Linked DNA regions of Homo sapiens: region 2 is linked to region 1. Evidence: chromatin contacts called from ENCODE Hi-C or POLR2A ChIA-PET data. All regions are on one chromosome and are shown on one strand. The core of a region is the stretch at or near the end of the contact, and the rest is flanking DNA. Distances in the headings are between cores, read along the strand shown. Region 1 holds the start of ICOS (inducible T cell costimulator). Region 2 overlaps CD28 (CD28 molecule).

Evidence for each region. Hi-C counts contacts between places; a loop is a spot of excess contacts on that map. ChIA-PET counts read pairs that join two places held with the same protein, here RNA polymerase II (POLR2A). Pooled maps may share reads with other maps.
Region 2: a pooled map shows a loop between it and region 1 (6-fold over the local background). The contact joins the enhancer-like site here to the promoter of ICOS in region 1. A Hi-C loop is called at or near these places in 8 of 50 pooled maps. POLR2A ChIA-PET finds 5 or more read pairs at or near these places in 10 of 52 experiments (CD4-positive, alpha-beta T cell, CD4-positive, alpha-beta memory T cell, PC-3 and 5 more).

The regions. Positions count from the first base shown.
Region 1 is chr2:203,933,614-203,938,580 of GRCh38, forward strand. It overlaps ICOS (inducible T cell costimulator), which reads left to right and starts at 3,150. Exons shown (of 5, transcript NM_012092.4): 1 at 3,150-3,259. The coding sequence starts at 3,202. It overlaps LOC101927840 (a long non-coding RNA gene), which reads right to left. Exons shown (of 4, transcript XR_427213.4): 2 at 3,704-3,775; 3 at 2,495-2,588.
Region 2 is chr2:203,738,753-203,743,856 of GRCh38, forward strand. It overlaps CD28 (CD28 molecule), which reads left to right. Exons shown (of 4, transcript NM_006139.4): 4 at 1-160. Among named protein-coding and RNA genes, the nearest start is that of CD28, 35 kb to the left of the region's middle. Within about 2 kb of position 2,984, at least 4 of the 41 ENCODE cell types and tissues checked have a DNase peak (open chromatin) inside an H3K27ac peak, as active enhancers do; they include CD4-positive, alpha-beta T cell, where a contact is called at or near this core.

The DNA.
Region 1 (4,967 bases), core at 1,900-4,399:
GGGCGGGGACACAGATGAATTCTATTTACATTTTACAAAGATTACTCTGGTTGTAGCATGAAGACAGACCAAAATGGGACAAGGGTGGGAATAGAAATGACAGAGGCCTGATCTAAGTCAGTGACCTTGGCAAGCGAGGAGGAAAAAATACTTGAGAGACAGTTAGGAAGTAGAGTAATTGGGGTTTATCGGTGAATCAGCAGGAAAAGGGAGAAGGCTGGTTGGTGGTACCACTCAACAGTATAGGCAAGGTAGGAGTTGAAGCAATTGTGATTAGGAAGGACCTCTCACTTTTGATGCTTGTCCCTTTCAGAATGGCAAACCAAGCTTAGGTGAAGCCTAGATATTTGGGGGTTACTTTCTAACCCTATTGCTTGGACTCAACCATGCTGGTGTCTGAGCTCCTCTACTCAGACAAATGTTGCTTTCAGTAAGTTGCAAGCAAAGCAAAAGAAAGACATTCACCTACGGCCCTTCAGAAAAGCAAGCATGCTGCATGATGAACTCTGGTGCCCAGGAGGCAAGAAATAAAAAACACTTTTAATGTAACCAACTTTCCATGCCCCACCCTCACCCCAGGCGTCTGCATACACAAATCAAAACCATCTTAAGTCATGGAATGAAAAAAAATTAAAAGCAAACTAAAAGCACTTCCTGTGAGGTGAATGGAAATTTTTGCCCAGTTAATTTTCCAGGCACGTGAAAGCAGTTCTGAATATTTTAAACCACAAGTACTTGTATTCTTGACCAAGATTTTTGAGAAGGCGAGGCATGGGAAGGATCATTGAAACAGGACTTTGACATAAAACATTGTTTACATAGAAGTGAGCTCTTCTCCACTATCGGATCAATTTACCACCCAGTGTCTGACAAACTGAGAAGCGAGAGGGTTGGGAAAAAGCAAAGAGATACATATCAAACAAAACCACACATATCCAGTTGAACTAAAGCTGAATTTAACCATAACTTGTGCAACTTTTCTCCCCTTGAGGTAGAAACATTACACCTCCAATTGACCAGGACATCTTTTTTTGCATTCAAATTATCTTGGAATTTCCTCTAGGACCTAAGTATCCTTCCACCATGAAAATAGGAGACCAAAAAAAGTAATGCTTCCAGTAATTTCTAGCCAAATAAATGAGGATAAGTGTGTGAGTGTGGTGGGGTAGTTAAGAGTTTGGAATCCAGAGTTTCACTGTCTGGATTTGAACAGGCTCCGTTGCTCATCAGCTCTGTGACTCCGGGCAAATGACTGAATCTCTCTAACTCTCAGTTTTCTCATCTATGAAATGAGAATAAGTAACAGACTCTCCCTCGCTGAGTTGTTTGAGAACGGGATCAGACAATGCACGTGGAGCCCCGTGTCTGGCACACACTATGTCCTCATTGCATATTTATTATTAGGTTTCTGCTTTGTATTTTTCTCTGTGCAACAGCCCTGAGCTCTAGAACTTATGACAGCTTTTCTCAAGTGAAGTTAAAGTTCCCCATACTCAGTTCCAGAGCTAGGCCTCACCTAGGTTGGAAGAAGTCAATTGTTCTCCACTGCCTGCCTGTGTGCTGGGAAAGGACTCTAGCACAGTGCCGGTGGGGCTGGAAGCCTTTCCTCATGATGCTACGGGGAGTACAGTGAAAAGGGAGGAGATTGGGGTAGCAAGGTCCCAGGGGTCCTGGCAGCCCAGGCTCTACTTCTCAGGCTAGCTCAGTCCCTCAAACAGCTTCCTTCACACCCACTGCTGAGACCCAGGAGCCCTACAGAAGGTAGCTAGGGGAAGCTTCAGCAGCTAGGGGGATCCCTGCAGGATCAGCCTCCTCCTTACCTTGCAGACCCCTTGGCTGTGGTCTGGCATTCCTAGTGGCTGGCCTAAAGCCCCAAACCTGGAATCTGTTTCAGAGCCTGGACCTTTTGGACTCACACCTTGGTTTCCCTGGCCAGCTGATTTCAGCTTCTCATCTAAATGTCATTTCTGCAGGCTAAGGGAAGTCCAGCCTGGATCTAGCATCTTGGAAGCGCGTTCAGACTTCTGGATGGAGGGATCAGCAGGCCTTGGTATTGGTGGTTCTACCTGCTTCGGTTAAGAGTGAGGACTCTGGAGCCAGACTCTCTAAATCATAGCACTGACACTTACTATATGACTTGGGCCAGGTTCGTTACCTGTCTGTGCCTCAGTTTTCCTCATCTGTAAAATGGGAGATTAGTGGTCACCATTGGGATGATTAAGAAGATTAAATGAGTTAATGTATGTATAAACTATAGTTATAATGTAAATATATATACAAACAGTAACCATTTACATGCATATAAAACATAATATAAATGTAATATTAGCTATATTCATATATAAAAATAGGTATATTTTATATATAAAATATATTACATTTAATTTTTTACATTTTGCATTAAGATATATTATTTCATATAAAACATTTAAGTACATATACATATAATTATCTATGTAATTATTATTGTTATTGTTGTTATTGTCTACTTTACCTCCCTGCAGGGATGGGGAGACCACGGCAGGCTTTTAAACATTCTTGGTCTCACTGAGCCGTAGGTGAGGAATCCCTGGTTCCTACAGACTCTGCTGTAATATGAGGAGCAGGGTTTAAGTTAGTTTAAAACTGACCCCATCATTTGAAACATTGCAATCTACAATGAATGCCACATAAATATCATTTCTCAGATTCCTATGATGCTCTTCTTTCAGATCTTTTCACTTCAATTTCTATAATAATTTTGTTTGTTTCTTGTCCTATTTCAAAGGCTTTCTTATCTCTGGAGCACCTAGCATAAGATAGAAATGTGTCAAAATATATGTTTTATTCATCATGTGAGTATTTTTAGGTCCTGTTAACCCCCATAACTATTGATTCAGAGAAGTAGGGTGGTTCTGAAAAATACAGGCATAATCTCTTTAACTTGTTTTATAGGAACCAGAATAAGGGTAATGTTTTCCTCTGTCTTCAAAATCATCAATAATCCATGCATTGTTTAACTCATGTCATAAGCAATAATGCCTTTCATATAGCCATTGGCATCAAAGAAGAAACACCCCCTTGATTTGATGGTAAGCGTGACACTACATAAACTCCCAGAAAACCCACTTCCTTTCCAGCAAATAGAAAACAACCGAGAGCCTGAATTCACTGTCAGCTTTGAACACTGAACGCGAGGACTGTTAACTGTTTCTGGCAAACATGAAGTCAGGCCTCTGGTATTTCTTTCTCTTCTGCTTGCGCATTAAAGTTTTAACAGGTAAGTGGTGTATTGAATATTTCTTATTAAGTTATAATTCAAGTAAACATTAAGAAAAAGCAAAGGTAGAAAAATTACGCACCCAAAAGACAGTGGTTTTGGTTTTTGAAAGTAGGAATAGTTTCAGGATATGGCCAAGGGCACCATGTCACTCATGTCACTGTGGATGGCATTGAGTTTGCATTGCTGCCTTTGATACTGTGTCTTGAGATGAAAAACATGTTTCATCAGACCATTAAATTTTTAAATTACCTGCTTGGAGTTACCTGTCAGTGGATAAACTAGCAGAGTGGCTTACTGTTCTTAGAGAAAGATGAAAGGCAAAATGACTTGTGTCAACAGAATGAAAATTAAATAGCTCTGGCATTTGGACTGGGAATTCTTTCTGTGGTAGAAAATAAAATGGGAAGTCTTTGAAAAGAAGGATTTTGATTTTAATCTTACCTGGATGATCTGTTATCTGAAATGTCCAGGGCACCATAGAGTTTTTATTGACACTAAGTATCAGAGTTCACCCTAAAAAGCCAAGGAGGAAAGGATAATGTAAAAATACTTCCTAGCCCCTGTAGACCTTACAAAAAAGATCATTCTGGAGTCCCTGATTCCTTCTCTTGAATGGCATATAGCAGACTCTATATGGACAATTTAAATAATGCTACATACAATGTAAGTTAATACACGTGTTTCTGCTGCTTTTTACTGTATATAATTTGTACTACTTTTGTTTTCTCTTTCACACTGAGCCCTATTCTTGAGGTTGAAAAAAGGAAAGTTAAGTAATATTAAATAACTTAAATAATCAAATAAACTAAAAGTGAAGGCAGAACTTTTAGTAGGTATGATCCTATCTAGGGATACATTTTTTCAGTGGCAAAAAAATAGACCTTACTGTTCTTACAAAAAATGAAAAAAAAATGAAATCAAATTGATCAAATGTTTCATCTTGTGCTGGCTCAAAGTGAGTTAAGTGCAGTTAAGAGGATTGAGGAATGTAGAATGAGCACAAGGACAGTTTTGGGCTACTTGCTGGTTTATGCCTTTTCTAGAATCTCATGAAGTCCTTTAGCGGCATGAATGACATGAGCAGCTTTGGAATTTATATTCATTCTTCATTCATCCATTTACTCATGTAGCATTGAGCACCTGCCTGGTAGCAGGTACTGTGCCAGATGGTGTATGTACAAGGATGAGCAAAACCAGGTCAACCCCTGTTCTTTGGAAGGTAACTGCATGGTAGAGAGAGATATATTAATCAAATAATCCCATTGATTAATGATAATTACAGGCAAAACTCAATTATATGAGGGAATGTAACAAGGAGCTTGACTAGACTGGGTGGGTGTGGAGGTGTAGCTGAGGAGCAGGGTTCATTGAAGTCTTTCCTGTGCAAGTGGCACTTGAGCGGAGATTTCAAGGACAAGGTAGCAATCAATGGGGAGAACGGTATGAAGGTAGGGAAGAACGTTCCATACCATGGAAGGAACAAGTGCAAAGAGCCTGTGGCAGGAAGGAATGAGGTAAGGTTAGGGAACTAGAAGAAAGCAGACAGATGTGCCTGAGCACAAAGAGGGAAGAGGCTGAGCTTGGTCCAAGATGACCAACTGGTCCAAGTTGGTCCAAGGTGAGGCTGGAAAGGAAAGTAGAGGCCAGACCATTCAGACCATATAGTCTATGTTCCAGATTTTGGATATTCTTCCAAGAACGTTGG
Region 2 (5,104 bases), core at 1,734-4,233, 200 kb before region 1:
TTTCTCCATAGCATTTTACCATCTCTTACATTAGACATTTTTCTTATTTATTTGTAGTTTATAAGCTTCATGAGGCAAGTAACTTTGCTTTGTTTCTTGCTGTATCTCCAGTGCCCAGAGCAGTGCCTGGTATATAATAAATATTTATTGACTGAGTGAATGAGTTTTACATGGCCTTATGAATTAACGGTGAGTCTAAATGTTATAATCATACTTTGAGAGGGAGAAAGCCAGTTCTATTTTCTACTTTCCTCTTAAGAAGTTCAAAAATTCATTTTATTAAAAAAACAGGAGGTAAAATATATACACAGCCAAATCTAGTGAAAGAAAATCTGATGAATATAAGTTCATTTACGTTTTAGAAATTTTTGTGCAGTGAGGAAAACCAGTACTGTTAGAAAAGTCATGCCAACTCAGCCACTGTCAGGAGTAAGTTGATTTTCCATTGAAGTCCCCAAATTCCCTCTTAATGGAGTATTGGCTATATCTTAAACATATCTTTAGTTTAAGACTTCTGAAAATGTTGTCTTTGTCTAAAATGTTAAAATCCCATCCTACTACTGACCTGCTACTCTTTTTTCTGGGGTGATTTTACCCCCAACAAATTCTATAAATGCCTTCTCTGGCTCTGATTCAAAAAGTGCTCACAAATGGAAATGCTGGGGACAGAAAATTTCAACTTCTTCACCTGTCATACTCATATCATAGCTGAACACTCTAATAGCACACACACACACACACACACACACACACACAGACCCACACACACACACACACACCCCTATCATCTTCTGGGTAGGGGAAGGGAAAGGCGCTTGAACAACAGACACAAGAGCTGGTCTAATAATTCATGTAGCACCTTCTGTTTCCTTCGTTGAAATTTTACTCTGAAGGTGACTCAGAGTCAATTAAATTGGTGTGCAATGAGTTCATCTCTAAACTGATTCTTTTCTTTGGTGAAATGAAGCTTATTAAACTTAATAAAGGTAATTAAACTTGAAAAAGATGAGCTTATATGTCTCTTACTACTCCAAGAAAGACTGAACTCAGCTGGTTACTCATGGATAGTTCAATAAGACAAATCAAATCAATTGGAAAGGAACGAGATGGGTAAAAAAAAAAAAGCCATTAAATGAATCTGCTCAATAAGCACTCCTTTACCATGCTAATAAAAATAATGTAACCCAGTTCTGTAAAAAGGTTCTAGTACTTTGAAACTCAAGTTCAAAACAAAATAAAATGCAAACTTCGCTTCACCTAACACCTCCCACAACATTCTAGCTACCCAACTGGGTGAATATTGTAATTGCCCACAACCCCGAATTCACTTTTTCCCTCCAGTATGATAAAACAGATTGATTCCCTTTTAAAGCAATACCCTTTCTTCTCTCCCATCTTGTCGGTATCAGAGATAATGGATAGGTGAGAAAAAATTAAAGAAGCTTCTGGATTCATTGTAATGGGGACCTAACCATCACACTATGCAGCAGCAAATGGGATGGTCTGGAAAGCAGACCAGAACCTTGTCTGGTAACTTTGCTTCTAATGTCTGTCTGTGTTTCCTAAACTGAGGCCTAACTCTTGACTTTTTGACAGTGGTGCTCATAAGAAAGTTTGGGGCTGGGCACGGTCACTCATGCCTGTAATGTCAGCACTTTGGGAGGCTAATGCAGGAGGATCACTTGAGTCTAGGAGTTCAAGACCAGCTTGAACAACATAGGGAGACCCTGTCTGTATTAAAAAAAAAAATTAGCCAGACGTGATGGTGCAGGCCTGTAGTCCCAGCTACTTAGGAGGCTGAGGCTGCAGTGAACTGGGATCATACCCCTTCAAGAACACATGTGAATGGTGGGGCCTCTCAGCTTTCTCTGATTTGGCAACCCAGAAGAAATATGTGCTTTCTCTTTGAAGATTCACAGGATCCTAGCACTTGGAAACCTAGGCCACTGTCCAGAGCAGAAGGTCACACAATTTCTCAGAGTGACTTTTGTTCATTTCAGGGTGTTGACACCGGGCCCAACACTTGAAAATTGCTTGAGATGATAAATTGCTTGAGGTGATCAAAGAATATATCAGCTCTTCAAAGCTGACCTCATTCTTGGTGCAACTCTCAGGGCCAGAATGTGTGCTTCCCGAAGCTCATTTTCCTATCTGATTTGCCTGTTGAAACTCTGTGAAAGACCCTTGAATGCTAGGAATTTGAAGGGACAAAAAGTTGAAGAAAGGTGAATGGATTTCAGGGTGGAAGTGGACTGGATTTTACTCTCACTTCATCAGGCAGAGCTATCTCAGTGATAAATTGAAACTCTCCTCTGGCTCCAAAGAACAAATCATGAGCTGGGTGGAAATGTCAGTTGAGAAGAAGAGCAGCAAACAGCTTTGTTTTCCTATAGTTGTGGTTTTACATGGTGATGATGACACACGAAGATGAAAATGTGCAGCATGAACTCCAGTTGTTATCTGAGTGAGCATCTCTGCCAACACTGAAGGATATGTGTGGGTGTCACCTGAAAACAAAGAGAAAGACAGAGAGAGAAAAAGAAGAAAAGGAGGCCCTGTTTCGGAAAGAAGAGCCAGTTAATCAAAGATCAGCAGTGACAAGTGGCGCTGTTTATTTCATGAGCTTTATATGTGATTTCCTTCCCCTTGCTAATCTCGTCTGAATTTATTCTCTGGACTAAATATATTTGCATCTGGTGACTGAGGAAGGGGTGGAAAAGGTGACCTTGAATGGGCATCGGGGTAGTTACCATAGTTATTTAGTCATTTCTTCAGTCTCTTGGGCACACACTTAGCTTCCCAAATGGAGGTTTCTGCTAACTTTTGAGAACCTGTGACATATTACACAGGGAAGACAAACTTCAGGTGGTTGTTGGGGACCCTCTTTTATCCCCAACCCTATGCAATGCTTGTTTCATTTGCTTTATGTTTCTCCTTCCTCTCTTCTACTTCATTCATTCTAGAACTAGTTAATGGGCACCTGCCCAGCACTAAGATGTGGGCTAGGTACAGGGATGTGGCAGTGTGCAGCACAGATATTACCTCCACACTTCCGAAGTGTAGAGTGTCTGCTTTGTATATTACTTCAGTTTTTTTTTTCTTTTCCTGCCCCCTATATCCTGCTTCTAGGGGTAACCACTTAGTCTTGATTTTGGGACTTAGATCTTAATGTGGCTACTTGATAGCCTTTGTTGGTTTGCCTGAAATTCATTTCTTTGACATGTTCCTATTTAACATCTCTAACTCTTTCAATGTCATAGATCAGGAATCAGCAAATTTTTTTCTGTTAAGGGCCAGATAGTAAATATTTTAGGCTTTGTGACTATACTGTCTCTTATAGATAATAAGTTTTGCCACTGTAGTGTGAAAGCAGCCATAAACAATATATAAACAAATAAGCATGGCTGCATTCCAATAAACCTTTATTTATGGATATTGATATGTGAAGTTCGTGTGATTTTCATGTCATGCAATATTACTTTTCCTTTGTTTTTTTCCCCCAACCATTTATAGATGGAAAATCCATTTTTAGTTCATGGGCTGTACAAAGGCAGGTAGTGGGCTGGACATGGCTTATGGGCTACGGTTTGCTGATCCTTGACTTAGATCTAAGCTGCAACCTTAGCTATAGGCTTATTTTTGAGTTCCAGCCACCTTCTACATTTTTAGGGCCAGAAGGAATTGGTTTGAATGTGTGTAAAGGCTTCTTGGGAGTGCTGAGAGTCAAGCATCTCTTTTGAAAGAAGGACATGGATCAATAAAGAAGAAGGAAGAGCTTTCATCTAAGGAAAGCCATTTGAGGTAGAAGAAATGGGAAGTTATAAGCAAAGGGAATGAGAAGCTGTTTCAGGAAGACAGAGTCTTCTGTATATTATTATTATTAATTTTGACAGAGTCTTGCTCTGTCACCCAGGCTGGAGTACAGTAGCATGATCTCAGCTCACTACATCCTCTGCCTCTCGGGGTCAAGCGATTCTCATGCCTCAGTCTCCTCAGTAGCTGGGATGATAGGCACACGCCACCACTCCCGGCTAATTTTTTTATTTTTTATTTTTATTTTTAGTAGAGATGGGGTTTCACCATGTTGGCGAGGCTGGTCTCGAACGCCTGGCCTCAAGTGATCCACCCACCACGGCCTCCCAAAGTGTTGGGATTACAGGCATGAGCCACTGTGCCTGGCCTATATTATTGATGAAAGCCTAAACATCTTGGGAGCTCTTGTTACTCTTTTCTCAAGTCCTTTCTACTCTTTTCCCTCTTTTCTAGGCATCACATCCTTGTAATCTCCAAGGAAACAAATTTCTTTCTTTCTTTTTTTTTTTTTTGAGATGGAGTCTCGATCTATCGCCCAGGCTGGAGTGCAGTGGCACTATCTCCGCTCACTGCAAGCTCTGCCTCCTGGTTCATGCCATTCTCCTGCCTCAGCCTCCCGAGTAGATGGGACTACAGGCATCCGCCACCCACCACCACGCCTGGCTAATTTTTTGTATTTTTAGTAGAGACAGGGTTTCACCATGTTAGCCAGGATGGTCTCGATCTCCTGACCTCGTGATCCGCCCACCTTGGCCTCCCAAAGTGCTGGGATTATAGGCATGAGCCACCGCGCCCGGCCAGGAAACAAATGCACAGAAGGAAGGGGGCAGAAAATGGTCTGTGTCCAATGTGATGAACAGGCTTGACTTCCCTGCTAATTCTTCCCTATGTAGTACATCCAAATCCAACTCTGGGTGGGTAGAGATCAGAAGCAGCTGTCTCAGAATTGGCCTCCTACTTTCTACCTATCTCATGTTTCCAGTCTGCATTTGGCTGCCATTTATGAGTGGCCAAGAGTAACCCCTCATGAATCTACATTAAGGCTCAGCATTTCACAAGTAGCTGATGAAATCAGTATTACTCAGATCAGAAAGGCACCGACCTAACCCTTACCATCCCTTGCCCCCATTCCTCACTCCAGTCTTGTTATACCCAAGGTACAAATCGTTCCTGGAAGCAGCCCAGCATATGGGGGCACCCTAAGCCACACACCCAGTCACACCATCTGGGCAATTTAAAAATAGGGCCAAATGGAGCATTTAGACTGGTCTGTCCAGCCAAGATCAGGAAA